Linked DNA regions of Homo sapiens: all the other regions are linked to region 1. Evidence: chromatin loops called from intact Hi-C (ENCODE). Cell type or tissue: PC-9. All regions are shown on one strand. Each heading gives the region's core, and the rest is flanking DNA. Links, peaks and the distances in the headings are about the cores only.

What was found. Peaks named below come from ENCODE experiments on the same cell type or tissue, not always from the same donor. Only the 100,000 strongest peaks of a DNase experiment are listed, where the experiment ranks them.
Region 2: a loop joins it to region 1, with 8 times the contacts of the local background. A loop is called at or near these places in 5 of 110 quality-filtered maps.
Region 3: a loop joins it to region 1, with 3 times the contacts of the local background. A loop is called at or near these places in 10 of 110 quality-filtered maps.
Region 4: it touches region 1 in a loop (9-fold over the local background); 14 of 110 quality-filtered maps call a loop at or near these places.

What each region holds. Positions count from the first base shown.
Region 1 is chr11:69,298,610-69,305,994 of GRCh38, forward strand. It overlaps the pseudogene IFITM9P. Among named protein-coding and RNA genes, the nearest start is that of MYEOV, 8.1 kb to the left of the region's middle. RefSeq lists enhancers at 1-120, 1-133 and a silencer at 914-1,102. In PC-9, for the core only: no CTCF peak of the experiment used is centred there; DNase peaks (open chromatin) are centred at 1,592, 1,922 and 3,232; H3K4me3 peaks cover 3,182 bases; H3K27ac peaks cover 4,722 bases.
Region 2 is chr11:69,377,792-69,385,176 of GRCh38, forward strand. No RefSeq gene overlaps it. Among named protein-coding and RNA genes, the nearest start is that of LINC02953, 44 kb to the right of the region's middle. In PC-9, for the core only: no CTCF peak of the experiment used is centred there; DNase peaks (open chromatin) are centred at 3,332 and 4,590; H3K4me3 peaks cover 1,368 bases; H3K27ac peaks cover 3,748 bases.
Region 3 is chr11:69,349,437-69,356,821 of GRCh38, forward strand. All of the region lies in intron 2 of LOC105369370 (a long non-coding RNA gene), which reads left to right. Among named protein-coding and RNA genes, the nearest start is that of MYEOV, 59 kb to the left of the region's middle. In PC-9, for the core only: no CTCF peak of the experiment used is centred there; DNase peaks (open chromatin) are centred at 2,185 and 3,595; H3K4me3 peaks cover 525 bases; H3K27ac peaks cover 2,813 bases.
Region 4 is chr11:69,416,679-69,424,063 of GRCh38, forward strand. No RefSeq gene overlaps it. Among named protein-coding and RNA genes, the nearest start is that of LINC02953, 5.3 kb to the right of the region's middle. RefSeq lists enhancers at 2,711-3,286, 3,861-4,435, 3,995-4,139 and a cis regulatory region at 4,062-4,072. In PC-9, for the core only: no CTCF peak of the experiment used is centred there; a DNase peak (open chromatin) is centred at 4,033; H3K27ac peaks cover 2,932 bases.

The DNA of each region.
Region 1 (7,385 bases), core at 1,021-6,020:
CTTCTCCTGTCTGACTCACACTTTCGTTTTGAAGTTCCCCCTTTCTGCCAGTGCTTTGCCTGAGGTTACGGAGTGGTCAAGCGAGGCCAGCAGGGCGTGGAGACCAGGAGGAAGCTGGGCTGCAGTTTCATTCACAAAAACACGACCCGCCCGCTTCCTGTGTCCTGCCTGGGCTGCCCGGCCCGCAGCCCTACAGCCAGTTCACAGGGTGTTTGCAAGTTTGCAGGGGCCAGTGAGGGTGCTCCTGGGGTTTAAGAGGCTTGAGTTTGTCCACCCCACGGCCTCTGTCAGGACCCCCCCTTCCCGCCACTATGCTTCTGTCTCCCACGGTGCCTCCCAGCTCACCCCCACAGGGGCCTGGCGCAGAGCCTCAAACTCAGGATTCTATAGGAGCTGAGGGTTGGGTCTGAGCACCTTGGCGCTTCCCCTGGCCCCACTGACCCATCCTTGTTTCAGCACAGAGCTGGGAGGCCCAGGGAGGATGGCCTCTGCTGACTGGTCCAGCTCCCTCTGTGGTTCCCACCTCTCAGTGTGGGGTGGATCCAAGGGGGAGGGAAGAGAAGGGGATGGGAAGAAAACGATGCCTGTTGGGGCACAGGCTCCTAAACCCAACCTCGTATCGCCTCCTGCGAGTAGCTTCCAGGTGTCCACAGGGAGCCCGGGGTCATGCTGGCATCATTCATTCTCCACGCATCAGATGATCCTGTGGCCCCTCAGTGCCAGGCCCCACTGGCCCTCTGCGCACATCAGTGACTCTGATGTTCTCCCCCACCGCATGCTGCCAATCTGATGGTGGAGACAGAACAGCAGTCCCGGATGGTAAGGACGCCCAGTGCCAACCCCCCTTAGCAGGGGAGATGCAGAGGAGGGGGGCCACCCAATCTGGGCATCACAGAAGCCTCCCTGGAAGAGGGGGCATCCGAGCAGAGCCTGAAGGATGAGATACCAGCTAGGGGAAGGGACTGGCTGGGAGGAGAGGCAGGGAGGGGTCTCCAGGCAGAGAGACAGCAAGTGCAAGGCTTGAGTGCAGGAGAGACCCTGGTGTGTCGGAGCTGGAGAGGAGTGTGTGGGGGGTCTGGGTGGTGTGGAGCGGGGATGGAGGCCAGGCCAGGGGGTCGGCCAGGCTGAGTGGCTTGGACATTTTACTGAGCACGGTGAGGAACCCCTGCAGGCTTGTGTGCTTGGCTGGCCCCGCCCGGCTGACCACAGCTTCGTGCAGCACAATGCACATGGCACTGTGTTGGGGTCTCCTATCCAGGGTCTCATTTCACCCTGGTGCTGCCCCTGTGAGGAGGCGTTGTCTCTCCTTCTGCAGTTGAGGAAACTGAGGCCTAAGAGGCAAGTTCTGTCCAAGGTCATGCAGTAGGTGCTCCCGGAGTCATCCGAATCGCAGTCCAGGGGTCTCTCGCCACCCTCCCTGACCCTCTGGCCATGGCTGCTGCGGGGATGAAACCATCACAGGGGCAAGGCACTTTGAAATGTGAAAGCTCTGTGGTGTCATGATGATAAAAACACAACAGGAAGAACGCAACCCATTTTGGTTTTATGAGGCTGAGCTGCCCCTCTGGAACTCCCTCTTATCTGGGGATCTCAAGGCACTGGGAAGGTCCACAGACCACTCCTAGAAGCACTGGGAGGCAAGCTCAGGCCAGGCAGGAAGTGGCAGGCACTGCTCATTCTCTGCCGTCCCAGTCCTCCTCCCCTCAGAATCGACCCCTCTCCCCAAGCCAGCTGGTGCGAGAATGGGGAGCTCGGGTCCTCCCCATCCCCAGCAGGTGAGGAACAAAGACCAGCAGCAGCAGGAACGGGACTAAGGACTCCACCATCCTGGAGACAGAGAGGGGTGGAGGCATTGGCAGTTCTGCCTGGTTTAGAGTTTTCTGGGTTCAGATCCTGTCTGTCCCTTGAGACTATGAGCTCCTGAAAGTCATGGACCATGCGTGTCTGAGTCACTGGGGCCTGCTGGGATGAGCACGGCTTGATGGCTGGAGAGGAGGGAGTAGGGTGTGGAAGGCTGAGGGTCAGGGGGAAGTCACAGGACTGGCTACCCTGTCAAGGCTTCCTAGGGTTTGTTTAATGAATAAGGAATTGATGGATGAATTATCCACTAACCGAAGGGTATGAATTCCAGACAGATATGTGGAAGGATAAATGGATAAATGAATGTGTGGATGGTCTAAGGGAAGATGGATGAGTGGGTGGATGGATGAAGGGATGGGTGGATGGATAAGTGATGAATGAATGCACGGATGATGGATGGATGGATGGATGGATGGAAGGGTGGAAGGATGGATGGAAGGGTGGAAGGATGGATGGAGGGATGAACAGATGGAAGGATGGATTGATCAACGATGGATGAATGTGTGGATGTGGATAGATGGATGAATGCATGGACAGATAGATAGTGGATAGATGTTATAGGGGGTTGGTAGAAAGTGAAATAAGCACCTGGGTCATCTCAGGCATATGGGCAATGTGAGATGCTTCTAGCAGAGACTATGATGAGGCTCGCTTGGGATATGGGCAACATGAGACGCTTCTAGCAGAGACCGTGATGGGGCTCGCTCGGGATATGGGCAATGTGAGACGCTTCTAGCAGAGACTGTGATGGGGCTCGCTTGGGATATGGGTAATGTGAGATGCTTCTAGCAGAGACTGTGCTGGGGCTTGCTCGGCTTCACAGATGGAAACTTGGCATGCGTGGCACAATGCCCATGTCCTCCACCAACTAGAAGACCAATGGTTTGTCTAGGACCAAGAGACTCGGGTCATTTTCTTGGTTCAGCCTTATCAGCCCCTTGACCATGGCCAGTCTTCTCCCCTCCTGGCCTTGGTTTCCCGTCTGGATTATGGGGATTTACTGGATGAGATGGGCCTCTATGGTGGAGTGTCCAGGTTTTCCTAGGAGGAGGGGCAGCACCCCCGCCTCTCTCTTCCGCTCACAGGCCTTCCCTCACTCCATTCCCAGGCTCAGCCAAGGCACCTGCCATGCACCCTCTTTCCCACCATTTTCTAAATGTCTGGGCATGAAGCCAGCAGGAGAGATGGGCCCTGGGGAAAGGGAAGCTGGCCCCTGCTGCAGGGTGGGCAGGCTGGGGACCACTGTGGCTGCAGACAGCTGCTCAGCAGGCCCTTGGCAGGCTCCAGCTGAGTCACCCTGAGTCACCACTGTCACCTCCTACCACACATTCCTTCATTCATACAGTGTCTACCCCTGAGGCCACCTCCCTGAAATCTCACTGGGCAGTTGCCAAGGGTGTGGAGGGCACTCAGGCCTGCCTGATGGGCCCCTGGCAGGGAGAGAGGGCTGGGCAAGATGACCTCCGGGAAGGTGTGGACACCCTCTGGGTCCCTTCCAGCCCGGGAGCCCTCTGACCTCACTGGGCTGGGTTCCCTGCAGATGGGAGGGCTAGGTGCCTGTCTCCTTGAGGCCCCTTAGCAGTCATTTGGAGGAACACTGGGCCCCTCAGCTCACTAAGATTCACTGGGATGAGGAGAGGAAAGTGACTCACCTGCCCCCCTTGCCTGTCTCCTCAGCAGCCACACCCAGGCTAGGCTCTCCCGCAGAGGGCCTGTGGCCCCTTTGCAGTGGACCAGGCCAGCTCCGGAGTGGGCAGCCCTGCTCTGTGTCTGTCCCAGCGCTTCCTTTCTGTAGGGTGTGGGGCAGGCCATGCACGGCTCCAGGCCTCCGTGTCCTCGTCTGTAGTCGGGCTGTCGGCAGGCACCGCCTCTGGTGACTTGTGTGGGCACCTGGTGCTCCTCTGTCCCTCCTGGGGCCAGGAGTGTCCCACAGCCCTCTGACCTGCAGGGCTCACCTCTGGCAGGTCCTGAGTCCTGGTGTCAGATGCCACCAGGAACACAATTCTGGGCCTGAGAGGTGAGCCTCTCTCCAACTGGAAGCCTGGGCTACACTAAGAGCTTAGGGACCCAGGGTGGTGAACCCTGAGTGCTGGGCTCCCAGGGGTGGGAAGAGAGAGGCCGGGGTGGTAGCCTGGCCCCCACACAGTAGGTGCCAGGTAGGGCAGCCGCTGGGAGCCTGGCACGGGGCCTGGGGCCAGGCTGGGGCTGGTGGTCTCAGGGTCCATGAGGCCCATACATCAGCCTCTGAATTTGCCATGGCAGGAACCTGGGACACAGGAAGCCGGCACCGCTGAGCACCCTGTCCTTTTCATTCATTTCCTCTCCCGCTAACCCCAGTCAAGCCTTCTGTGGCAGGCACCGCTCTGCACTGAGGATTTATGTCAATGAAATTGACTTGGGTCCCTGTCCAAGGGGGTCTGCATTCTATTGAGGGGAGACGGAAGACAGGCAGTAACCATAGTCACATGGCCTGGCCTGCTATGGAGGCAATCAGAACCTTGGGAAAGAGAAAGGAGAGTGAGGGAAGAGGGTGCTCTCTGAGAAGGGCTTTGGATGGGATCGGGGGGGCACGGTGAGCAGGGATGGGGGGTGTCTGGACAGCGCACCCCGCTGTGGAGCAGTAGGGAGGCTGGCAGAGGGGACCAAATCTGGGAAGTGGCTAGATCCTGCACAATCTCCCATCTCCCAGGGAGGCTGACATGGGACCAGTTTTCTGGGATGGCCCCACGTGCTCTAGTGTATTCTTTTTTTTTTTTTTTTTTTTCGCAGCAGCACCAGAAACATATACACTTTATTGAATGCTATTGTAGAAAAGTGTGTGAAGATAAAGGGCTGATAACAGGACTTGGCTCCGGGGGCAGGGCGAGGAATGGAAGGTGGAGTACGTGGGATACAGGTCATGGGCAGAGCTCCTGGCCTCAATGATGCCTCCTGATCTATCGATGGGCTTGGATGATCAACACTGGGATGACGATGAGCAGAATGGTCGTGAGGATGCCCAAAATCAGGGCCCAGATGTTCAGGCACTTGGCGGTGGAGGCATAGGCCTGGGCCCCAGTCAGGTCGCCAACCATCTTCCTGTCCCTAGACTACACGGAGTAGGCGAATGCCTTGAAGCCCGGGCGGCAGGGGTTCATGAAGAGGGCGTTGAACAGGGACCAGACAACATGGTCGGGCACGGAGGTCTCGCTGCGGATGTGGATCACAGTGGATGTCGGGGGAGCAGGGTTGTGGGGTGCCCCCGCACAGCCACGTCGTGTTCCTCCTTGAGCATCTCATAGTTGGGGGGGCTGGCTGCTGTTGACAGGAGAGAAGAAGGTTTGGACAGTGTGGTTCATGGTGTCCAGCGAAGACCAGTGGTGGTCGGGTTTCTGGGGTGATTCTCAGTGGGCCCTCCCTTTCCCTAGTAGTTTCGTTTTCTCCGCTCTAGTGTATTCTTATGGGGCCCCCTTCTCCTCTCAAAGGGTGAGTTTGTTGGTCCTACCCTTGCAGGACTTTTTAAGGCCTTTGGCTTTCGCTTGAATGGATTAGGGAGCAGGGGAAGGATGGGTCCGACTCAGGCTGCTGAAAGGATGCTCTGCCTGCCAGGTTGAGAAGGGACTGGGGGATGGGGTTAAGGGTAGATTTATGATCTGTGATCCTAATATCCATTTTCTGATGATGCCCCTCAGCTCTGGGGACACAGAGGTGGGGCAGACGAGGTCTTCCCCAGAGATTCCCTGATGGGGGAAGGACACACAAAGGCTGATGAGCACCTTTTGATGAGCACAGGTTACTGCCTGCCTTCTGTCTCCCCTCAATAGAATGCAGACCCCCTTGGACAGGGACCCAAGTCAATTTCATTGACATAAATCCTCAGTGCAGAGTGGTGCCTGCCACAGAAGCCTTGACTGGGGTTAGCGGGAGAGGAAATGCAGACTAAGGCCCCAGGAGCTTGAGGAGAGAGCAGCCAAGTTGGGGAGGAAATCCAGGAAGCCTTCCTGAAGGAAGGGGCATTTGAGGTGAGTCTTGAAGGCTGAGCAGCAGATTCCCCAGGCAGAGAGTCAGAAAGAGGGGAAGGTATTCCAGGTAGAATGACAGATGGCAAAGGCTCATGTGTAGGAACAAAACACCAACCCCTCCCACTTCATTCATTCATTCATCTACTCATTCATTCTCCACTTACTTCTTGTATGCACTGTTTACCTGGCACCATGCTGGCCCTAGAGAAATACTGACCCCACTCCTCACCCACTCTGTGGCACTTGTCCAAGGAGGGGGTGGCCATGGCCAGGAAGCCATCCTGGTTTAGCAGCCGGGCAAGCATCCCTCCCTCCATGAAACCCTGGATCCCAACAAGGCTACATTTGTTTTGTATTTGAAATTCCACTAATTTTTTCGTGTCTTTGCATTAATGATTCCTCTTTAAACATCAAAGGGACCCGTAGGGCATTTTGACTCCTAACCTTTTTGTACGAGAAGCAGCTGATCATTATCCCACGGCTCCAATGATAGGCTGCAGTCAGTTCAGATTCCCAAGATTACAAAAGGAAATTCAGCTAATTATAGTTTGATAGAAATTATAGTTCTGCCGATTCCTGATTGACAGGGTGGGCTGGCATGAATCACTGTGCTCTTTGATAAGATTTTATTAATCTCTCTCAAGAATCTCACAAGTGCCTCATTGCAGGAGAAATTTCCTTTATGTCTCTCTCCCATGAAGAACCTGCTCGTATTATCCCCGGAATAAATGGAGGACCTGGAGTATGTGGGTGCAAGAACAGAGGCCTGGGAGTCAGGAATCCTGGGTTTGTATACAGCCAATAGCTTGCTGTGTGACCTCCCAAGGTTCCTTTGCCCCTCTGGGCCTTCATCAGAAGGGAGGCAGTGTGGTGCCTTAATTAAGAGCACGGGTTCTGAGCTCAGGCTTTCTAGCTACATGTCCTTGGCAACCTCGCTGATCTTCAGTTTCTTCCTCTGTAGCATGGACATGACGATAATAATAATTCCCCCCCACATGGTTGTGGCAGATCACTTGAGGTCAGGAGTTCGAGACCAGCCTGGCCAACTTGGTGAAACCACGTCTCTACTAAAAATACAAAAATTAGCCGGGTGTGGTGGCGAGCACCTGTAGTCCCAGCTACTCGGGAGGCTGAGGCAGGAGAATCACTTGAACCTGGGAGGCGGAGGTTGTAGTTAGCGGTGATCACTCCACTGCACTCCAGCCTGGGCAACAGAGCAAGACTCTGTCTCAAAAAAAAAAAAAAAAAAAAGAATAAAACGAGCTAATATATGTGAGCTGATATAAATAAGCTAAGATCCTGGATAGCTGCAGAACAGTGGGTGTAGTGGGAGAGCTTGAAAGATACCGGTTATTTTATAAGGAAGCGGTCCTCTTGAAAGTCAAGGACAGCCAGGCCGCAAGCAGAAGCTGCAGAAGACTTCTGCAGTTCCACATAAAACAGAGCTCCACGACGCTCAGGGCAGAGACAGAGGCAGGATCACATCTAACAGATGGGCAGGTGGAGGCATGGGGAGGCTCTGAG
Region 2 (7,385 bases), core at 1,515-6,514, 80 kb after region 1:
CTGAAACTGGGAAAGTCCTGGGCGAGCCGGGACAAGTCGCTCACCCTACTAGAGACAGTTGGGCGAAGGAGACACATTGGGATCAGTCTCCCATGGCCTTCAAGTGTCAGGGCAGGGGCTGGGGACCTCCCATATAACGAGCAGCCTCAGGAGACTCCAGGCAGGCAGGAGCGTCGGGGGCTGCGACTCCAGAATGGCCAAGGCTTCTACCGTCCAGCCCCTTTGTAACACAGAGCACCCAACGGGCGCAGCCGCCCCCATGCCTCACACCTAACCCAGCAGGGGCCACTGTGGACCCCGACTTCCCAGGGCTGGGACCTGCCTGGGGCTACTGACTCAGGTGCCTGATGTCCCATGTCACGGTGGCTGCCTCCCTCCCAAACGCCCTGCCCATGGGCTTCTCCCTGGAGATGCCAGGGGGTTTGCTTCCCTCGATCACAGGCTCCTGCTCCCCTTCCAGGCTCCCAGGGAGAAGACCTGCGCTCGGCAGATCTCTAGAAAAGGTCCCATAGAGGTCTGGGCTCAGGGGTCCTTTCAGGGTGGGGCACCTCCTTCTGTCACCCACACGGCTGGCCGGGTGTCCCGTGCTGGACACACACGAAGGACATGAGCAGCCACGGGTCCACGAAAGAGCCATTTCTACCACAAGCCGGACTGGGCTTCGCGGAGGTGCCCCGGGGAAACCCATGGGGAGGCACAGCCTGGACTGGACAGGGAGGCAGCCCCCATTCATCAGCTCCTTCCCTGGCACGCATTAGTTGGTACCTACTGAGTGCAGAGCCCTGGGCCAGGCGGTTCTGGAGGCTGGGATGGTCACGCCCCTGCTCTCTTGAACACTGGAGCTGCTGCTGTCTCTCCCTGTTTGCTCTCCCTGAGCCGGGACCCCACGCAGCCTGAATTGGGATTGCCCTACTCTGAGCCCTCCCGTTCCTGAGGCCTGAGATTTGGGGCGTCGTGAAGCCTTGAAGATCCGCTGAGCCCTCCAGAGCTCACACTGCATCTGCTGGCACCCGAGCTATCAGGACCACTGGCCTGGCGAGGGCTATGCTCTCCCTGCAAGAGCTGGTGGCACAGGGCTTCTGTGTCCTTCCATCCCAACAGGGCCCCTGCCCTCTGCACACAGGCACCGGGTGAGCCCTGGACACAGGGTGCGGGGTGCACACCCCTGTGGAGCTCAGAACCAGGTTAGGATCATCAGCACCTGGTGTGACAAGGACCACAGTGCCCCTGGGGTTTGGCTTTCACGCCTGTCCGTTTCAAAGCTCAGTACCGCCACACCTGCCGAGGCTGGTCACTGTGGGACAGGGCATGGCTAAGGACCCTCCTTCCCCGCAGAGGTGGAGACAGCGGATAGCCACCCCCTTACTCAGCATCCTCCCTGCCCTTCCCTTTTCATCTTCCCTCAACATTTTAAAGTCAGACACACGAGGTGAACCATTTCTAGCCTCTTTTTTCTCATCTGTAAAAGCTGAACAAAAATCCCTCTCCACCGGGCACAGTGGCTCACGCCTGTAATCCCAGCACTTTGGGAGGCCGAGATGGGCAGATTCCCTTAAGTCCAGGAGTTCGAGACCAGCCTGGCCAACATGGCAAAACCCCGTCTCTACTAAAAATACAAAACTTAACCAGTAGTTCCAGCTACTCAGGAGGATGAGACGGGAGGATCACCTAAGCCTGGGAGACAGAGGGTGCAGTGAGCCAAGATCACACCACTGCACTCCAGCCTGGGCGACAAAGACAGACTTTGTCTTAAAAAAAAAGAAAAAGAAAAAGAAAAAGAAAAAAAACAAAGTCCTGCCTGACAGCATTGCTGAGAAGATGAAGTAGGACCAGGCTCAGAAAGCACATGGCTCCCATCCCGCACACAGTAGGGCCCCAGGAAGTACAGACTGTGTGGACTGTGAGGCCACAGCCGCTGAGGTGGCAGGAGTCAGGAGGAGGAGAATCTTTGCCCAAGAGCCAGTAGGTGCTTGATGAATGGGTTCCCTTCTAACTTTATGAAAAGCTCTCTTTCCTTCATCTTATTTTTACTTAATTTTTTATTTTTATTTTTTGAGACGGAGTCTCACTCGGCTGCCCAGGCTGAAGTGCAGTGGCATGATCTTGGCTCACCGCCACCTCTGCCTCTGGGGCTCAAGCGATTCTCCTGCCTCAGCCTCCTGAGTAGCTGGGACTACAGGCACATGCCACCATGCTCGGCTAATTTTTTGTATTTTAGTAGAGACGGGGTTTCATAATGTTGCCCAGGGTGGTCTCGAACTCCTGAGCTCAGGCGATCTGGCTACCTTGGCCTCCCAAAGTGCTGGGATCAGAGGCGTGAGCCACCGCGCCTGGTCTTTCCTTCCTCTTAAAACATGACTCAGAAAAAATGAAACTCCTTGGCTGGCACTATCCCTGGAGGGGCTCAGCAAGAGCACTGCAGAGGCAGAGTACTGGGGCCAGAGATTGAATTTCTCTGGCACTGTCATGGAGCTCCCCTGGGTCTCAGTTTCCCTATCCCCAAAGTGAGAATCATCACCGGATGTTGCATTGTGGGTTGTTGAGGAGTCCAAGAGATGATAGAGCAGGGACAGCCCTGAGAACAGTGGCTGACATGCAGGTGTTCATATCAGGTACTGATAAAATATTAGCACTTAACTAATAAGGGTCCAGACCGAGAGGACAGATTCTAACTAGAACCGGCCCCCGTCGCCTTCCCTGTGCCAGGGAGGCCTGTGTGGGGTGCCTTGGCCTTTCCTCTGCTGTCACAACGATCCATGGCTGCTGGTACCATGAGGAACCCGACTCCAGGAGGGCCCGGGCACGCAGCGGGCCTCATGGCAGGCCAATCCCCCACCTCCTGGCGCTCCTCTCCCTGCCTGCATGGCCGGCCCAGGAGCCTCTGCCGGGCGGGTGGCCGGGTGGGCTCCAGCGGAGGCCTCTGCTCCCTGTGTGCCCCATTGAGCACAGACGCCATCTGTCTCTGCCAGCTTCCCGGCGGCTGCAGGGCGTCTGGTCAGCTCCCTGCACACAGGCTGTGGCTTGTTTGCTGCTGAAGCGGCTCCCTTTGGGGTCTCTCTATGTCCTGGCCCAGGCTGTCTGAACTGGGAGAGTCAGAGATGTTTCCACCGGTTGGAGCTGTTTGTTTGTCTTTTCAGAGCCCACAAAGGGGCCCTGGGTGGCTCTGCTTGGAACTTGGGACTATGTGGGGACCAACCTCGGTCAGCTGGGAAGCCAGACCACACTCAGGTCTGCAGACAGGGCCATGGGGTTTGGTCTCTGCCCTGCCCTGGGGCCGGCCTGGAGTGGCCACTCACTGGCAGTGAGGCGTAGGAAGGCTGGACAGCCAGTGGGCACATTCCTGGGGCAACTTCCCAGCCTCGTGACCTCCTTGGCTCTCAAAGCAACCTTCTCAGAGCCAGGGCAACCAGAATGCTCCCTCCAGCAGGATCGGGGCCCCCTGGGAGGAGCAGGGAGGCTTTGCACAGCCAAGCTCACCCCAGTGGCTGGTCGGGCCAGAAGCAGAAGGGCCAGTCAGGATGCCCAATGGTTCTGGCCACTAGTGTGCTCTGGCCTGATGGCATCAAGCTTCAGACCCCAAGGAGAGCCACCCAGCGAGGATCAACTGGTGCCAGGGCCGCAGACACCTGGCTGCCATCTTGGAATCTGGAGCTCGCAAACAACTTCAGGACTTAGTGGCCCCAGCAGCCACAAATGAGAGCCACTGCCCTAGGGGGCAAAAGGGGCTTTGGATTCCTGGCTCGGGACTGCTGTAAATGATCCCCATCCAAAACCACCACCAGACTCACTTGTACCAGGAAGTGTACACAAATGCTGCAGGCCCCTGTGGGTGGTTACACAGACAGCGTGGAGGACCAGGCATGGAACTTTCATTCCAAGTTCCTATAGCCCCAAAGAGTCCAGAACTGGGCTTGGGTCGGGGGGAGCACAGAGCAGACACAACCGTGAGTGGCGCAAAAGGAAGAGTCCATGGGGAGGGGCGGGGCAGGCCGCTGGGCTTGTGGTGACCACAGCAGCCAGAGAATCCTGTCTGGGAGGCAGAGACCCACGTGCCCAGGGCACACAGGAGACGTTCTCAGGGCAGCTCCTTGCTGCCTGCCGAGGGCCAAGGTCACTGTCCGCAGGACGAGGCCTTAGTTGCCGGGCACCTCAAACAGGCCCACCTGCCTGACGGCCCAGGAATCTCAGAGGAGAGCTGCCGTGCTGGGGCCTGAGCACGCTGCAAAGGAGACCACAACAGGAGGATGGAGAGCAGACACGGAGGAGGACAGGCAGGAGACGCCAAAGATGCGTGGCTGGGAATCACACAGGGTCAGGGTTTGTGGTCACATTGCAAGAGGATGAAGGACCACCCAGCACAGGCGTTGTATGTGGCCTGTGTCAAAGCCCCAAGGCTCTGTTTTCAAGCAAGCAGATACTCAGGCCACGCCCGAATCACTGGCTCAGCAGGCCTGACTCCAGCCGTGTTCATCAGTCAGGATAGAGGAAGTCGTGCTGCAGGAACAGAGGATGCCAAATTTCGGCAGCTCCAGACAGCAAAGGCTGATTCCTCACACACACAACGTGTACCCCACACACCTGCAGGGGCCTCCCAGATATGCAGAGGGCAGGGGAGCACGGGGAAATCTTGCAATAAGATACTCTGCTTGGGAAATAACGCGACTCCTCCCCTTGCAACTCATTGGCCAGCTCCAGTCACATGACTCTCCCGCCAGCAGAGGGACCGGAAGTGCGCCTGCCCCAGGCTCGGAGATGAGAGCCAGGCGTCCACGGTGAACAGCACCAGAAAGCACCACGGTTTAAGGGCCTGGCCTTTGGGGCAAGTGGACCTGGGCTTGAATCGCAACCCTGGCACTGATAGCTGGATGACCCTGACAAGCTGTATCTCCCTTGAACTTCGCGTTCCTTCGCTGGGGTATGAAGACACAGCTTGTCAAGATCATCCAGCTATCAGAGCCAGGGTTGGGATTCAAGCCCAGGTCCACTCGCCCCAAAGGCCGCCCGTGAGTTGCTGTGAGGACTGAACAGGAAATGGGCGGAAATGGTTCAGCACAGTGAGTGCTCAGTGATGCGGTTGTCATTGATAATCCATCTGGAAGGGATTGCTTGTCAGTTTCAGGAGACTCAGAGACCACTCCCTCCTCCAGGAAGTCTTCCAGGCTTTAAGTCTTGGGTGGGAACTCAAACTGTGGGTGAGTTGAATTGGATTTTCCTTTCCACAAGGTGTCTGTCCCCCTGTGACTCTCACTGCCTGTCTCTCATCATGGGCAGGGACTAGGCTGAATTCCTCTCTGCATCCTAGGACTCTGCTCAGACCCTGTCACAAAGTCGGTTTTGGGAGCTGTTAGATAAATGAATGAATGAATGTTTTGAGGACTCAGCACTGAGCATTCCTGGACACGATACCATTGTTCTGAGAGCCAGAGGTTGTCTTGGGCTCCCCTTCCTGGGGGCCAGTGCTTCATTCACCACCCAAATCCTTGCCACAGTCCCTCCCTCTCCTAGGACTGGGGAGCATGTGGCCACAGCCACCCATCGTTAGCTGGGTTCTATCAGCTCCACCACATCATAAGTTGGATGTGCCTGGCAAGACTGCATCATAAGAGAGGATGGCCACCTGAGATGGAACACCAGGAGGACTAGCAGGCATGAGCAGGTGTCCTTGAACCCTGCCTCATTCACCATTGCGGCTCCAGTGTCCCTCAGCTCACATCTAGGGACACATGTAAACTCGGTAGGGCCAGACGCCAGAGAAGAAAAAGCTGGAGCATGGCTTATGGATGGTGAGCACAACCTGAGGTGGATAGCTGCTGAACCACAGCTTCGCTCAGTGATGACCTTGAAAGAAACACAAATACTTCTGATGGGCAGAGCTTCAGGCAATGCACCTGGCCCTCCGCTGTGTGTGGGAAGAGGAGCAGCCTGAGGTCAAAACACCGGGGCTGAGAGGCAGCAGTGAATGGCTTGGCCAGCTCATCAGGGGCCCGGAAGGAGAAAGATGAGGGACAAGAGGCCTGGAGCAGAGGTTGATGGATGGGCGTACAGGAGTGGGAATTAAAGAGGAAGGTCTTTGCGCTCCTTCCAGGAAGCATCTGCCACCAAACAGGCACTGAACAATCAGGTAGGCAAGGTGGTCCAACCAGCTGTCATCAGTCAGTCTCACTGGCCATGCCAGGGCCGGCACCATGGATCACTGGAGAGGGTAGCCGAGATGGCAAGGATGGGCCCTCACTTACTAAGGCTGACCTAGCTACTGTCTGCTGAATGTCCCCTGTAAAGCCCCTCCCTTGAGGCCAGCTGGCTGCTTGGCCAGTTGGCTATATTCAACTCTTGAAAGATCGGAGATTCATCTGGACTAAAGTGGACACAAACTTCAGGTCAGAGTTTGTCTTTTCTGTCCCAGCCCCCCAGCGGCACCATCCTTTTGGCTTACTGAGTGTGTGATCCACCAGCCTGGGAGCCCGCAGAGCCTCAAGTCAGGCTAAGGGACCCACTTCGCAGCAAGGAGGTGTGGGAGTGGGCCGTGACCACGGGGATCTGCTGCACATATCACAAACTGTGTGCCTCTCACTGCTGGCTTGGAGGGGCTAGAGACTGGCCTGCCAAACGCACAGCTGTCAGCTGCAGAGGGTCCCCTTGCCTGAGGCCCCATGCTTTCCTGGGAAGCCTATATCCAATGACAGTAAAAGCAAAAGTTAAAAAAAGAAAACACAAAGTATGCTGTCCTCTGCCACCTAGGGCACCTTTGGCATCCGTGGTCACCCCACCTTGGGCATCTGCAGTCGTCTCACCTTGTGCATCCGTGGTCGTCCCTCGTCCCGCCTTGCACATCTGCGGTCGTCTCACCTTGCACATCCGCTGTCGTCCCAACTTGCGCAGCCGCGGTTGTCCCACCTTGCGCAGCCGCGGTCGTCCCACCTTGTGCATCCGCGGTCGTCTCACCTTGAGGTTGAGGAGGAGGAGATGGAGAGGCCAGATGAGAGCCCTTGACCTAGCTGGGAGCTGTCAGCACCTCTGCCAAAACGCAGGCCTCCTCAAAGAGGACAGTGGTTGCTGTTCAGGGGATGGAGCCTGGTGTGGTGGCCCCAGCTTTCAGCACACCCAGGAAAAGCTATCGCCTTCCGCTGCCCTAGGTGGCCTGCCCTCTGGGAGGTCTAAGTGACTAGAGGCCTGTGGATTCTAATTGGAAAAAGGTTGCATTGGGAAAAACAACTTGGGGGCCGCTGCTCCTGGGCTGCTCTCAATCCCGTGCCCAGGGCCCCCTCACAGCCCACCTAAGGGCCAGGCTGTGGGGAAGGAGTGACTGAGAGATGGCAAGAAGGGGATGGAGAGACGGGGTCTCCAACTGTTATCAATGGGGCCACCAGGCATCCTCCTCCTCCTCC
Region 3 (7,385 bases), core at 1,523-6,522, 51 kb after region 1:
TTCTCAAGAAATTTGTCCAATTAATTTAAGTTGTTGAAGTTTTGGTATAAAGATGTTTATGATAGCCCTTAAAAGTCTGTAGGATCTGTGTTAATAATAAATACCCTTTCAGTTTCTGCACTGGTAGTTTGTATTCTCTCGTTTTTACTTCAACAGTCTAGCTAAGAGTTTATTAATTTTGTTGATCTCAAATAATCAACTTTTGGCTTTTTTTCCTTCTTTTTTGTCTGTCTGTTTTCTATTTCATTTATTTCTGCTCTTACTGTTATTTTTTCCTTTCTTCCACTTAATTTGGCTTTACTTTGCTCTTCTCTTTTCTAACTCCTCAAGGTGGATCTTCAGGTAATTGATTTTAGATTGCTCTTGCTTTCTAATGTAAGTATTTAAAGTTCTGAGCTTCCCTCTAACAACTATTGTGGCTGAATCCCACAGATTTTGATAGGATGTATTTTCATTGTCTTTCAATTCAAATTATTTTCTGATTTCCCTCGTGATTTCATCTTGAATTCATGAGTCATTTGTAGACGCATGAAACATTTATAGATATTTGGGGTTTTGCTAGACATCCTACTATTACTGATTTCTAATTAGGTTCAGTTGTTGTCAGAGTACACACCCTACATGATTTCTATTCTTTTAAAATTAATGAGACTTGTTTTCTGGCCCAGCATATGGTCTTTCTTGGTGAAATGTACCACATACAGTTGCTAGGTATAGTGTGCTATAGTTATCAGTCAGATCAAGGTGATGAATAGTTATGTTTATATTAGGTTGGTGCAAAAGTAATTGCGGTTTTTGCCATTTAATTTCAATTAAATAAGTAATTAAAAATAATTACTCATATTAATATATTGAGTAATTATTAATTAATCAATAAGTGTAATTATTAACATTAGTTAACATCATATTGAGTAATTATTATTAATTATTTTACTAATTTCTTATATATTTGTTCTTTTAATTGCTGAGAAAGGGTATTAAAATCTCTCTTTGTGATAGTGGGATTTGTGTGCATTTCTTCCCTTTATTAATTTTGTTTATATATTTTGAAGCTATATTATATATTTTAGACAAATCAAAATTTACACTTTTATGCCTTTCTAATCATTCCTTTTATTATGTAAAATGTCTCTCCTTATCTCTGATATTGCTGTATTGAAAGTTATTAATATTAATATCAACATAAGTATTAATATTAATCTATATGAGTAATTAAAAATAATTGCTCATAATATAATATTAAGTAATTATTATTAATTAACTGATCAATATGCATAATTATTAACATTAGTTAACATCTTATTGAGTAATTATTATTAATAATGTCTCATATTGATTAATTAATATCATTATAGCCACCCTGACATCTTGTGTTTATTCTTTGCATCTTGTGTTTATTCTTTTCAGTTTATTTACTTTTGTCTTATTTGTGTTTTTGTATTCAAAGTAAATCTCTTGTAGGCAGCACATAATTGGGTGTTGCTTTTAAAAATCCATATTGTCAATTTCTTCCTTTTCATTGGAGTGTTTAGAACATTAACATTTAATGCTGATCTTTTCTCTTTTTTGGTTCCTTTATTCCCCTTTCTCTGCATGCTTTTGGATTATTTGAATATTTTATAGTATTCCATATTAATTTATCTGTTGGCTGTTTGGCTGCATTTCCCTGTGTGTATGTAGTTGCTCTATGCATGGTTTCTTTGATTCTATCCTGTTTGGGGTTCTCTGAGTTTCTTGAATCTGTAAACTTATGTCTTACACTAAATATATAAGATTTTCAGTCATGTCTTCAAAGATTTTTCTGCTCCCATCTCACTCTCCTCTCTTTCTGGACTAGTTATAATGTTTAAGAGCTTTGGATATGGCTTCACAGGTTCCTGATGCTCTTTGTTCCTTTCCTTCTTCAATCTTTTTTTCCTCTGTGTCCTTCTGATTGACTCATTTTATTGATCTATGGGTTTGCTGACTTTTGCCTTTCTCATTTCCATTCTGCTATTGATCCATCCAGTGATTTTTAAACATTTCAAATATTTTCTTTGTTATTTCTAAAATTCCAATATCCTCTTTTAATACTTTCTCTGCCAGGATTTCTTATTTGCTTATTCATTTCAAATGTATTTCCTTGATCTCATTGAGTAGAGTTGTAGTAGATGCTTTAAATTCTTTGTCTGATAATTTCAATGTCTGAGTCATCTTGGTGCTTTCATCTGTTAATTTTTTTATCCTTTGAGAATGGGCTGCATGTTCCTGTTTCTTTGTATGTCAAATAATTTTGGATTGTATCATAGACAATCTTAATGTCATATTATATAGACTCTACATTCTGTTAAGATCCTCTGAATTATGTAGATGTCTTTGTTTTAGCAGGCTATTGATTCATACATATGTGTGCATCCACATAACCACTGCTATAATAGTCAGGGTTTTCCAGAGAAATAGAACCAACAGGAGATGTGTGTGTGTGGTGTGTGTGCATGGATGTGTGTGTGTGCCTGTGTGTGTGGATGTGCGTGTGTGCATATGTGTGTGTGTGCGTGTGTGTGTGTGTGCGCATGTGTGTGTATTTCTTTATTTACCGTAAGTTATTGGTTCATAGGATTATGGAGGCTGAGAAGTCCCACAAGCTGCCCTCTGCAAGCTGGAGACCCAGGAAAGCCAGTGGTGTAGTTTGAAGGCCTGAGAGTCAGAGAACCAATGGTGTTGATTCCAATCTAGATCTGAAGGCCTGAGAACCATGAGTGCTGACAGAAAGAGACTGATGTCTCAGCTCAGGCCATCAGGCAGAGTTAATTCACCCTTCATCCATCTATTAGTTCTATTCAGACCCACAATAGGTTGGATGGTGTTCACCCACCCTGAGAAGGGCCATCTGCTTGACTCAGCCCATGAATTCAAATGCCAGTCTCCTCCAGACCTTCATAGACACGCCGAGAAATCACTCACTGGCTATCTGGCATCCTGTGGCCCAGCCTAGCTGGCCCACAAAATGAACAATCACAACCACTTAGATCAATAGGTGGATCATTTCTAGTCCCTCCAGAATTCCCACTCCAAGGGTGTACTCACTTCACAAGTAATCATCATTCTGACTTATTTAACCATTGGTTAGTTTTGTCCATTCCTGAATATCACATAAACAGAACCACACAATATGTGTTTTAAAACATCTGGCTTCTTTTCTTAAAACATAGTATCTGTGGGATGCCTCCATGCTGTTAAATGTAGAAATAGTTCATGACTTTTCATTACTGGGTGATACCACATTGCATGAACATACTGCAGTCTATTGATCTAGTCCCTTGCTGATGGACAGCTGGGCTGTTTCCAGTTTAGGACAACAGGCTGGGCATTTTAGGAGGCAGCACAGAGCAGAATGGCTACAGGCATGTCTCTTACAGCCACACAACCCCGACTCAAATCCTAGCTCTGCTGCAGACCAGCTGTGTGACCTTGGGCAAGTGACTCACCCTCGCTGAGCTGCAGTTTCCTCTTCTGTGAAGTGGAGATTATGGTAGCAGTACTTACTCAGAGGGTTGTCATGAGGATCAAGTAAGAAGTCACATGAAATCACAGCCTGCAGCCTACCAGAGCCAGAGCCCAGTAAATGGCAGCTGTTAAATGATTATTGTGGGAGGAGGTAGCAATTATGAATGTCAGCTCTGAAATCTGATCTGAATTCACATTTCAGGCTAAATGAAGCAATCATTAGTAAACACTCAGCATAGGGCTAGCAAATAATAAGCTCACAATTTATTATCCTTATTGATACCTGATATGTAAATACTAGTAGCCTTTACAACAAGCATTCCCATGATAGGTTTTGCCATTTGATAGAGAACAGAACTGTTTCTCAGGGATGTGCAGCATTTCTGGTCACAGAGCAAGAACAAGGTGGTGTAGGGACCCTGCTTATCCTACCCTGCCCTCCAGATGCAGGGACCCCACTCCCACCCACCCCTACAGCCTCACCTTGAGTATCAGAGAAGGTGATGGTGGAGAGCCACCTCCCAGACTGGCCTGGGCTGCTTCCTGGGCCCATTTCTGTCCCTCTCTGGGTTTCACAGCTTCCCATCCCACCCAAAGGTGCACTGGTGCTGACCCTGGGCAGTGCTGTGGGCAGTGAAGGCCGGATGAGGTCCCTGAGTGACAGCAGGCTCTGAATTGCCGCAAGTGTCACCATGGTAAAGTTTCTTTCCTGCTCTGTGCCTCAGTTTCCTCATCTGTGAAGGGGCAATGGTGATAGCATCTGCTTCACAGGGGCCCTGTGGGTGCTGAATCAGAGGGCCCAGGTGAGGTTACGCCTGGGGTCAGGGCAGGGCCACCAGGGGTGTCCGGGGGCCACGCGAGCCTTTGAGAGGTGCCGCAGGTCTTGAGTCCACATACCAACTGCCACCCACACAGGCCGACGTCCCTTCCAACGGTGCAGCGGGGCTAAGGTCACTTGCAATCGTGGAGAAGAGACAGTGACCTGGGGTTGGGGCAGGAGCCTACGTCAAGACAGAGTCACGGATGGGTGGGGCTCAGTCCCTCCCTTGGAGGGAACCCCCCAGGACTGTGGCAGACCCCCTTGCAAGGTCCTCATCGGCTCCAGGGCAGGCCCAGCCTCTGCCATGGGTGTGAGGGAGAGTTGAGGGCTCTATGACGCCCCCCTCCCCAGATAACTCAAGGCCCGGGGAGGGAGCTTTGGGTTGAGATGGTGTCGTCAGGGGCTAGTGGGCAGGTGTGCAAAGCCCCAGGCTGGGCCCAGAGAAATTCAGCAGCAGGTTTCAGGGCAGCAGGAGGTCGGCTGGGAGGGTGGATCCTTATGCATCTCTCTGTCTCATCCCCTCTGACCGCCTCAGCCAGGGGGAGAGAATGGAGCTCGGTGAGCAGCCCCAGTGGGCCTGCTATGAATTACAGGACCCCCTGCAAATTCACACACATGCTTGCCCCCTGCTGTGCTACTGACAGCAAAGGCAGAATCTGAGCTGCTGGGACTTGCCCAAGGCTGCCAGCTGCAGATGCTGGAGCCAGACAGAAGCCCAGGCCGCCTTCACAGTCTGCATAGTTCCAGTGCAACAAGGAACCTAAAGGGTTAACCAGCATTAGCACAGGGCCCAGCAAGTCACTCCCAGGTACCTGCTCAAGAGAACAGAAAACATGTCTGCACAAAAACCTGCACAGCCAAGCTCACAGCAGCACCATCCACAGCAGCCACAGTGCAACAACCCAATGTCCACAGCAACTGACGCACAGAGAAACCAACTGTGGTCTAGCCACACAAGGGAATATTATTCAGCCCTGAAAAGGAATGCACTCCTGGTCCATGCTGCAAACATGCATGAACCTCAAAAACATTAGGCCAAGTAAAAGAAGCCAGTCACAACAAAACTAAATGTCGTAGAATTCCATTTAATGAAATGCCCAGAGTTGGCAAGTCTGTAGAGGGATAGAGTAGAAGGGTGGTTACTGGGGCTGGGGAATGAATGGGGGGTGGGGAAGTTGTGGGGCATGGCTGGAAGGTGTGGAGTTTCTTTCCAGGAGAATGAAAATATCCTAACATTGATTCTGGTGTTGGATGCCCGAGTCTGAATATACTGAAGACCACTGAATTGCACATTTCACATGGGTGGACTGCTGGTTCGTGAATTCCACCTCGATGAAGCTGTGGGTGAATCACTTGAGATTAGGAGTTCGAAACCAGCCTGTACAACATAGTGAAACCCTGTCTCTACTAAAAACATAAAAAATAAAAAATAGCCAGGCATGGTGGGGGGCACCTGTAATCCCAGCTACTTGGGAGGGTGAGGCAGGAGAATCACTTGAACCCAGGAGGTGGAGGTTGCAGTGAGCCGAGATCCTGCCACTGCACTCGAGCCTGGGTGACAAAGCGAGACTCTGTCTCAAAAAAGAAAAAAAGAAAAGTAAAGAATGCTGGACCATGTGGGAAGTGCCTAGCCTTGGGTCAAACCCCTTGCAGGTGCCCAAGAGATGGATGGAGACCACACAGAGGCATGCCCAGCCCAGCACCCTTCCCAAATGCACTGGATATGCATTAGCCGCCCTCCTTATTCTGTGCCTCCCAAAGCACCCACCCAGGTCCAGGCTCTGGGACTCTCAGACTCTGCCGGTCCCCTGCCCTGGGCCAGGTCCTGGGTTGGGTATGGAGAGCTGAGAGCCCAGAGCCAACCAAACCGTGGTGCCCTGGTAGCCTGCAGCTTGTTCATTTTGCTGGCAGCGAGACCCCTTGAGATCCAACTGCCCAAATGAAACATAAAGAGGCCGAAGCGCATGGTGGTAAAAGATGTGAGTCCCCAGATCGAAGCTTGGGGCAATTCTGCATGAGTTAGTTACACCGCTGCAACAAAGACACCTAAAAACACAGGGGCTCAATCCCTGCGTCAAGATCTCACATAAAAGGGAGATAGGCAGCCCAGGGCTGATTGGTGGCCTGACAGTGCCAGGGGCCTGGCTCCTTCTATCTCTCTCCCTCGCCATCCTCAGCAAGTCACTTCCATCTTGGGTCCAAGATGGGGAGGGAGGAGGGGACACCTCTTGCCATTAAGGGCAAGGCTTAAAAGGGCTTATGGAGCTTCAGCTGGAGTGGCCTCAATCAGAACTTATTCATGGCTGGGATGTGTTGCAAGGGAGTCTGGGAAATGCAGTGTTTATCTGGGAGGCCACGTGCCCAGCGAAGCATTATTACATTATTGTACAATAGGATGGGATGGGAGAGAAAGGAAGGAAAGAGGGAGGGGGAGGATGAAGAGAAGGAAGGAGGGAGGGAGAGGAGTAGGGAGGGAAAGAAGGAGGGAGGAAAGAAGGGAGGGAGGGAGAGGAGAAGGAGGAAAGGATGGATGGAAGGAAGAAAGGAAGGAAAGAGGGAGGGAGGGAGGAGAGAAGGAAGGAAGGAGCGAGAAAGGAGGGAAAGAGGGAGGGAAGAGAGAGGGAAGGAAAGGAGGGAGGAAGGAAGGGAGGGAAGAAAGATGGATGGAGGGAGGGAGGGAAGAATAGAAGGAAAGAAGGAGAGAGGGAAGGAGGGAGGAAGGAAGGAGGGAAGGAGGGAGGAAAGAAGGAGGGAGGAAGGAAGGGAGGGAGGGAAGAGGAAACACTGGACTCTAAGCATGTACAGTAAGCATTGTGAGCCTCAGTTTCCTCGTCTGTAGAGAGGGAAGCAGTTTCAAAGGCTGCTTGGAAGACTGATTGACGAGGCACAGTGCACCCGCAGGTAAAGGGGGACTACCTCACTGTTCTCCCGCCCCCGAAGACCTCCATGCTGGGCCAGGAGGACAGAGCGGGAGGTCTGCCCACTGCCCAGGAGCACCCCAGTGGGTGGAGTGAAGACTGGGCTGGCACACTGAGACAGTGGAGTCCACCGGGAGCTCAGGGGACTCAGGGACTCTTCA
Region 4 (7,385 bases), core at 1,446-6,445, 120 kb after region 1:
CTGCACATCTCATCTTCTTAAAATGCAGATTCAGGCCTGTTTTTCCAAGTCCATCACCAAACACAAGGTCTTTCCAAATTAGGTGCTGAGCTGAGCTCATATTCCCAAAATGCACACTCCCCTCCTTTTTTTTTTTTTTTTGCTTGGGAATGCTAAAAAATAAAAAGTTATATGACGTGTCTTTTTAAATAGCACACACTTTTCCGCTAATCAAGAAAAATCGAGCCTGTGTTTTGCTGAAGTGATGTGATTTTTTTCCCCCTCATTTTATTGTGCAAAGGAATTCGAGTCAGGCGGCCACATCCAGAGGCAGGAAGGGTGTATAGAAAGTTCAAAATTAGCAATTCCCTGGACTCCCTTTCAGATGCAAGGGCGAAAACGGACTTGGTCTGAGAGCTACGTTTTCCTCCTTGGAATCTAGGAGGTTTCATTAGTAGGAGTTCCTTTTTTATGGCCTTGTTTTCCTGCAAGTTAAAAGAAGAGGGTTTGATTTCACCTCGGCAGGTCGCTGAGGGTCTGAGCCTCCAGTGAGCCTTCTCACGTGTCCACTGCCCTGATCAATGTATTGGCTTCAGAAAGAACAAACAAGCCAAGCCCGTCACAGGTGATTTATAGCATCTGCGCCTGATGGGTGGTCATGATTCATGGCACTTCATTAAACCTGAGCGCAGCCGCTTCCTCTGCACCCGCCACTGGGGACAGGCCACCCTCCCTCCTGGTTACTGGCCCCCTCTGAGCCCCAGACAAAAGGGCCTCTCACTTGCTTACATATTTTCCCACATGTGAGCCAGCAATTGGAAACTTCCTCCCGATAACTGCAAACCTCGGAGCTGGAATTTATGAGAAGGGGCTTCGGGTGACGTCGGCGGCCTGGGCACACCCAGGCGCACAAGGCAGGCCTTTCATGAGGAGCTGCCCGGGCGGCGTGGCTGAGCTGATGAGAAGTGTCCCCAAGACCCACCTGCAGATCCAGCGGGCCAGCTGCCACTTGGGCAGGAAGGGGCTCTGGGCAGCCCTGGGCCACAGGACAATAGTCAGGTGGCAGGAACGACAGTCAGTGTGGTTTCTGTCCCTGTGTAAGCTGCCCACTGTGTGGATTTGAGAGGGGCAGGGGGCACGGTGTTACAGACACACCCTGCTGCTGGGGCAGCCTGCTAAAATTCTCCCAGGGATACGCCTGTCCATACCTGGTTACCTGGGTCACTCTGTCTTCTGCCTGGGAGAGGCGGGGAGGACGTGGGAACCCGCTGGCTGAGACATCAAGCTGGAATTGTCCCACCTGTGTGCTGCAGGACTGGGGATGCTATAGGATTCTGTCTCCCAGAACAGCAGCCACCAGTCATCCGTGGCCTCCAAGCACTTGCAACGTGGCTGGTCTGCTTCAAGATGCCCTGGAAGAACAAAATACACCCCAGATTTTGAAGACTTAGTAGGAAAAAGGGGATGTGAAAGACTTCACTAATAATCACAACGGCGAATGCATGTTGTCATCATATGTTGGATATATTGGGTTAAATAAAACATATTATTAAAATGTATTTCACCTGTCCTGTTCACTTTTTAAAATGTGGCCACCACTTGCTATGTACCCACAGAAATTAAAAATTGAATTTTTTTTTTTTGAAACAGAGTCTCGCTTTGTTGCCCAGGCTGGAGTGCAATGGCGTGATCTCAGCTCACTGCAACCTCCGCCTCCCGGGTTCCAGCAATTCTCCTGCCTCAGCCTCCTGAGTAGCTGGAATTACAGGCGTGCGCCACCACACCCAGTTAATTTTTGTATTTTCAGTAGAGAGAGGGGTTTCGTCATGTTGGCCAGGCTGGTCTCAAACTCCTAACCTCAGGTGATCCATCTGCCTCGGCCTCCTAAAGGGCTGGGATTATAGGCGTGAGCCACCACACCCAGCCAATTTTTTTTGTTTAATGTGACCATTAGAAAGTTAAAAATTATAGGTGAGGCTGACATAGTCTTCCTATTGCACAGTGCTGGCCGAAGGGGAGCCAGTCCCGGGCTGAGGTCCTCATCTGTTTCCTACCCTGACTCCCAGGGCAGGTCCGGCTCTGCTGGGGGGCCTGTCTGCCACAGGACTTGATGAGGAGGGGAAAGACTGGCACCCACCAAGCACTTTCGACATGTCAGGCACTGGGCTAGGCGCTTGGCCTCGATATTCTTATTTAAGTTGCATAACAACCCGGTAAGACAAGGACTACTACTGCGCCATTTTACAGACAAGGAAATTGAGGCTGGTTGAGGTGAATCAACTTGTGCAAAGTCCCAGAATCTCCACCCGGGCAGTATTGCCTGAGCTCTTGCTCAGCCAACAAGCCCCACTACCCCCACACACCCATGGGCCTCTTGCAACAACACCTTCCCCACATAGGGTCATGGGGAGCCTGAAGTGTGCGGGGGCAGTGGAGGGCATCTTTCTGAGGGCATCCTGCCCCTGAAGCCCAAGGAGGAATCACCCTCACGGCTCACCGAGAAGGATTGGCAACCCTCAGTCTTGTGGACTGAAGACTCATTTCGGAGCCACTCCAGGGTTGAGGCAGAGTGTGCTCCCAAGGGGTGGTTGTGCCCTGGCTCACGGCCCTGAACACAGTAGGTCTTCAACTAATACAGCAGGAAGAAATGGTGCCAGGACAGCTCTCCACGTTGGAAGTTCTTCCTTGTTAGCCCAAGCCAGGCTCCTTTGAGGATATCATTCAGATTATTACTTTGCTTGGGGCAGGGTCCCAGGCACAGCTCCGGGCATGGGTGCAGGGATCACACTGGACACACCAGATTCAGACCCTTCCAGAGCCCCTTCCCTGCTGCAGGGGGCAGAAAAGAACAGATAAGCGATGGTGCATAGTGGGGCAGCAGCTACCCCCAGACTTAAGAAGAGGACCAGGACATTTTTCGGGTTTCTGGTCAATTAAATGGAACGCCAAGCAGAGTCATGTTCTCAGCATCTATGTTTAACAAATCTATACTTCAAATGCACACCCTCTCTGCTGAAAGAACACAGTCCCATCGAAGTATTTTTGCCTGATGGGAGGGATTAGAATTTCCGTGGCAACATTACATCACTTTAGACCAAAGCGACAGTGTCTGGGAAGACAGAGCTGGTTCTGCACGTACCTCCGCTCCACAGTCACGGACACTGAGGTGCTCAGGGGTCGGCGCTCAGGATCACTGGGCAGCCGTACGTGTCCCAGGCAGCGGGAGCCCCGGCAGTGCCAGCTCCCACACCATCCGGCTGTGACAACCTCAGGTCCTTGATGACAGGGAGCCTCTGCCAAGACGGTCCGAAAATTGGGAAGGGGACCCGCTCATCTTTGTGGGGTCCCCAAGAGCTTCAGATAAGTTTGCTGAGCACCGGCTTCCTGATCACATTTCACATTTGACCAAACGATGTTCCTCTGCAGCCTCCCTCCCTTGGTCCCCAAATTGGCAGCACTTTCTAGAAGCTAGATGCAGAGGATGTCCTTTGTCAAGGGAAAAAGAAGTGTTTCCTTTGGGATAAAAGGACACACACACGAGTGTTTATGCACATGCAGATACGTCTGCCTCTCTCTATGGACATGTATAGAGATTTGGTTGTTTATGCATAAAATATCCCTGCATGGATACCCAGGAAACTGGTAATGTCAGTTGCCTTTAGGGAGGAAAACTAGGGGTCTGGGAGTCTTAAGTAGGAGAATTTTTTAACCATATTTTATATTTTTTTAAATTGTTCTACTCTGAGAAAATTTGAAAGTGTATAAAAAGCAAGCTCTGAGCCCCTTGTCTTCAACCCCGGGGCCTCTCTTGCCTGAAGTCCTGCCATGAAGATGAATCTCTGCCTGTACCCAGTTCCGTCAGGGTCCTGCTAAGGGGTGAGCAGAGGACACCACACCGAGGGGCCACCCATTGTCTCCCAACCTCGGTTCCCAGGACTCCCGTCCCCACGGGCCCTCTAGACTCTGTGAGGCTGTGATTCTGGGCAGGGTGAAGCCGGACATGCCGCAGGGCCGATGCCGGCCGTTGTGGAACCAGCCCTGGAATCTCAAAAATGTCCTGTGGTCAGGCCTGAGCTTTGTTAGTGACTCAGCAGAAAGCACCCAGCCCTGGCCCCGTGGCAGGTAGGCCAGCCCCAACCTGGGGTGCAGCCTCAGGCCTCCAGCGTCCAGAGCCCAGGCCTGTGGGGATGTGGGCCCAGTGGGTGAGTGGCCACTGTCCAGACCCTCTGTCTCAGCGAGGCATCAAAGGCTGGCAGAGTTGGCTGCTGGGGGAGCCCCTGGATGGGGCCAGAGCCCCGGCTCTGGGCTGAACTGTGTCCTGACCTGCTGACTGACTTCCAAGGCCTCAGTTTCCCCATTCACAGGAGAAGACCAACTGCATGTAAGCAGAAGCCTGACATTAGAAATGCAGCTGTTCTGTGATGCAGGTGGCGTGCTTGTCAAAGGAGGTTGACAAGCCTCCCAGGCTGCGTGGCCACAGGCAGCCTCCATGCCCTGGAGCCCCAGTTTCTCCTCCATGAAATGAGGCTAATAAGACTTCCTCCAGGCCGGGAACCGTGGCTCATGCCTGTAATCCCAGCACTTTGGGAGGCCGAGGCAGGCATATCACTTGAGGTCAGGAGTTCGAGACCAGCCTGGCCAACATGGTGAAACCCCATCTCTACTAAAAATACAAAAATCAGCCAGACATGGTGGGACGCACCTGTAATCCCAGCTACTCGGGAGGCTGAGGCAGGAGAATCGCTTGAACCCAGGAGGCAGAGGTTGCGGTGAGCCGAGATTGTGGCAGTGCACTCCAGCCTGGGTGACATAGTGAGACTCTGTCTCAAAAAAAAAAAAGACTCCCTCCAGTATCCGTGCTTGGGATGATTAAATGAGACAGTGCAGTCTTTAAGACATCAGCTGCCGCCAGCACCTTGAGGCTGCTGAATACCACCTGTCCCATCACTGACACGATGCTTCCACTCTGCTTATTTTCTTAAATAAATGTACTTTTACTGGCTACTTGATAGCACTGCCATATGTGGTGGATCAACGTCACTTGCCATAAATAGATTACACATTAAAAGTCACCCTTCACAATAGGGCTAAAACCCAGCCATCTGTGTCCCACCCCAAATCAGCTCACACAGCCCCAGATTTGGGGACACAGTGAGATGAAGACATAAGTAACAAGCTTCGTATGCAATGATGGTAGAAAGGCAGGCAGAGGCGACACGATTTGCTCATTTAATTCTGCAAGCTTGGTGTTAGGGTTCACTTATGGCTGCCTTTCTTTTCTTTCTTTTCTTTCTTTCTTTCTTTCTTTCTTTCTTTCTTTCTTTCTTTCTTTCTTTCTCTCTCTTTCTTTCTTCTTTCTTTCTCTCTCTCTCTCTTTCTTTCTTTCTCTCTCTTTCTTCCTTCCTTTCTTTTCTTTTTTTTTTTTTGACAGAGTCTTGCTCTGTCACCCAGGCTGGAGTGCAGTGGCGTGATCTCGGCTGACCCCAAACTCCGCCTCCCAGGTTCAAGCGATTCTCCTGCCTCAGCCTCTGGAGTAGCTGGGACTTCAGGCGTGCGCCACCACGCCCACTTAATTTTTTGCATTTTTAGTAGAGATGGGGTTTCACTATGTTGTCCAGGCTGGTCTCAAACTCCTAAGCTCAGGCGATCTGCTTGTCTCAGCCTCCCAAAGTGCTAGGATTACAGGCGTGAGCCACCACGCCTGGCCTGCCTTTCTTATTAGGGGATTTTTAAAATTCCAGTTAAAATCAGCAAAGTCCAGAGAGAGGTGTTCTACACCTTCATGTTAACAAAATTATTTTAAAATGAGAAAAGCAGGTGCTGGGGAGGATGTGATGAAGCCAACGCTCACGCAGGCATCAGCAGGTTCACACGTGTGAAGCACGCATGTGCTCAGGAAGGGTTGGTTAGCATGATTATCATATCCTGTCGGTGGTAACTATAAACTGGATCAGGACCGAGGGAAAACAGTACAGAAATAACAACTACTGAGCCAGGGCCATGAAAATGTACGCAGCCCCAAAGCTAATGATTCTAGGCCTAAACACTGATCCCAAGGAAATAGTCTCCCCGCCCCATGTAACGAGGCCCCTGCTGAGACAGACCTGCTGATCGTCGTCGTCCACGTCCTGTTATTTCAATGCTCGTCGCTCACCCTGCCCCAGCCCACCGAAACTCCCGCATTTCCCCACCAGTCAAGCTCTCGTGTTGGGGGCTTTGCGCTTTCTTGAAGCAACTTCCCCAACCCTGGCATCCAGGTTTTCCCTCCGGCACCCCTCCACCCCTGCTCAGACCGCCCCCCTCAGGAAGGTCAGAGCTGGCCCTGGTATCCACAGAGGCACCTGCCCAATCCCCCCGCACTCCTTTGCCTGTGTGTTTTTCTCCAGAGCACTTATGCCCACCCAACATGGTCCATCTCATGGTTACTTACTGTTTATTTGGTTTATTGTTCATCTCCCTGAACTACAGAATGTCAGCTCCTGAGGATGGTGACTTGTTCACCGCTGCACCCTCAGCACCCAAAGGAGAATCTGGCGGTCAGGAAATGCTCGGTGGATGTTTGTTGAATGAATAAATGATGCTGACAATGGAGACCGTCCAAACGTCTAAGCCAGTTAGCGTGCAGACACTCAACCCACCATGTGGAAACATGGGAACCCACTGAGAGGGAAAGGCAGAGGTGGACGTGCACCTGCGGCGATTAATTAAATCCACGTGAATGTGTTCACAACCTTTGCAAGGAGCACAGACACAGGGCGTGAGAGGACAGAGGACACATTCTCCCTTTCTGTCGCCGAGATCTGAGCAGCCCAGGGTGAAACTATCCACTCAGCAAGACCTTACAAGAAAATCAAACAGCCCATGCACTGCTTTGATCTGCGTCCTTGCTGGCAGGAGGGCTGGGACTGGCCAGGCCTGGCTCTGGTCAGCCACCCCATTGGCAGGACCCTGCCAGTGGCCTGCCGTGTGTCTCTGTGTCCTGGGTCTCTCAGTGGTGTGGCAGTCCTCGGCTGGATGGCATCCAAAGTCCTTTCCATTTCCAACCAGGTTGAACAGCGTAGGTGGCTTCCTTTGAGTTGAGTCGCCTGGCCAGGGTAAGACAGCGGTGAGGGCCCAGCCAGGTCCCATCTGTAAGTCGGAAGCAGGTGGGAGGGTGAAATTCCTGGCCCAGCCCTGGGGTGAGTCTCCTTACGGATGCACCAAATGGAACAAGCCATGAGAACTGCCATGCAATGGTTGGGGTCCTTCGGGGAGAACTGCCGTAAACACCTGCTTGGGATCTAAAGCAGACTGTGGGTCTCGGGTGAACAGAAGGCATGCCTCTCACTCTGCCTCGAGCATGTGCAAGCTTCAGGATCTTCACAGTGACACTAGGGACGGGGACCTTTGGAATAGTATTATGAGAC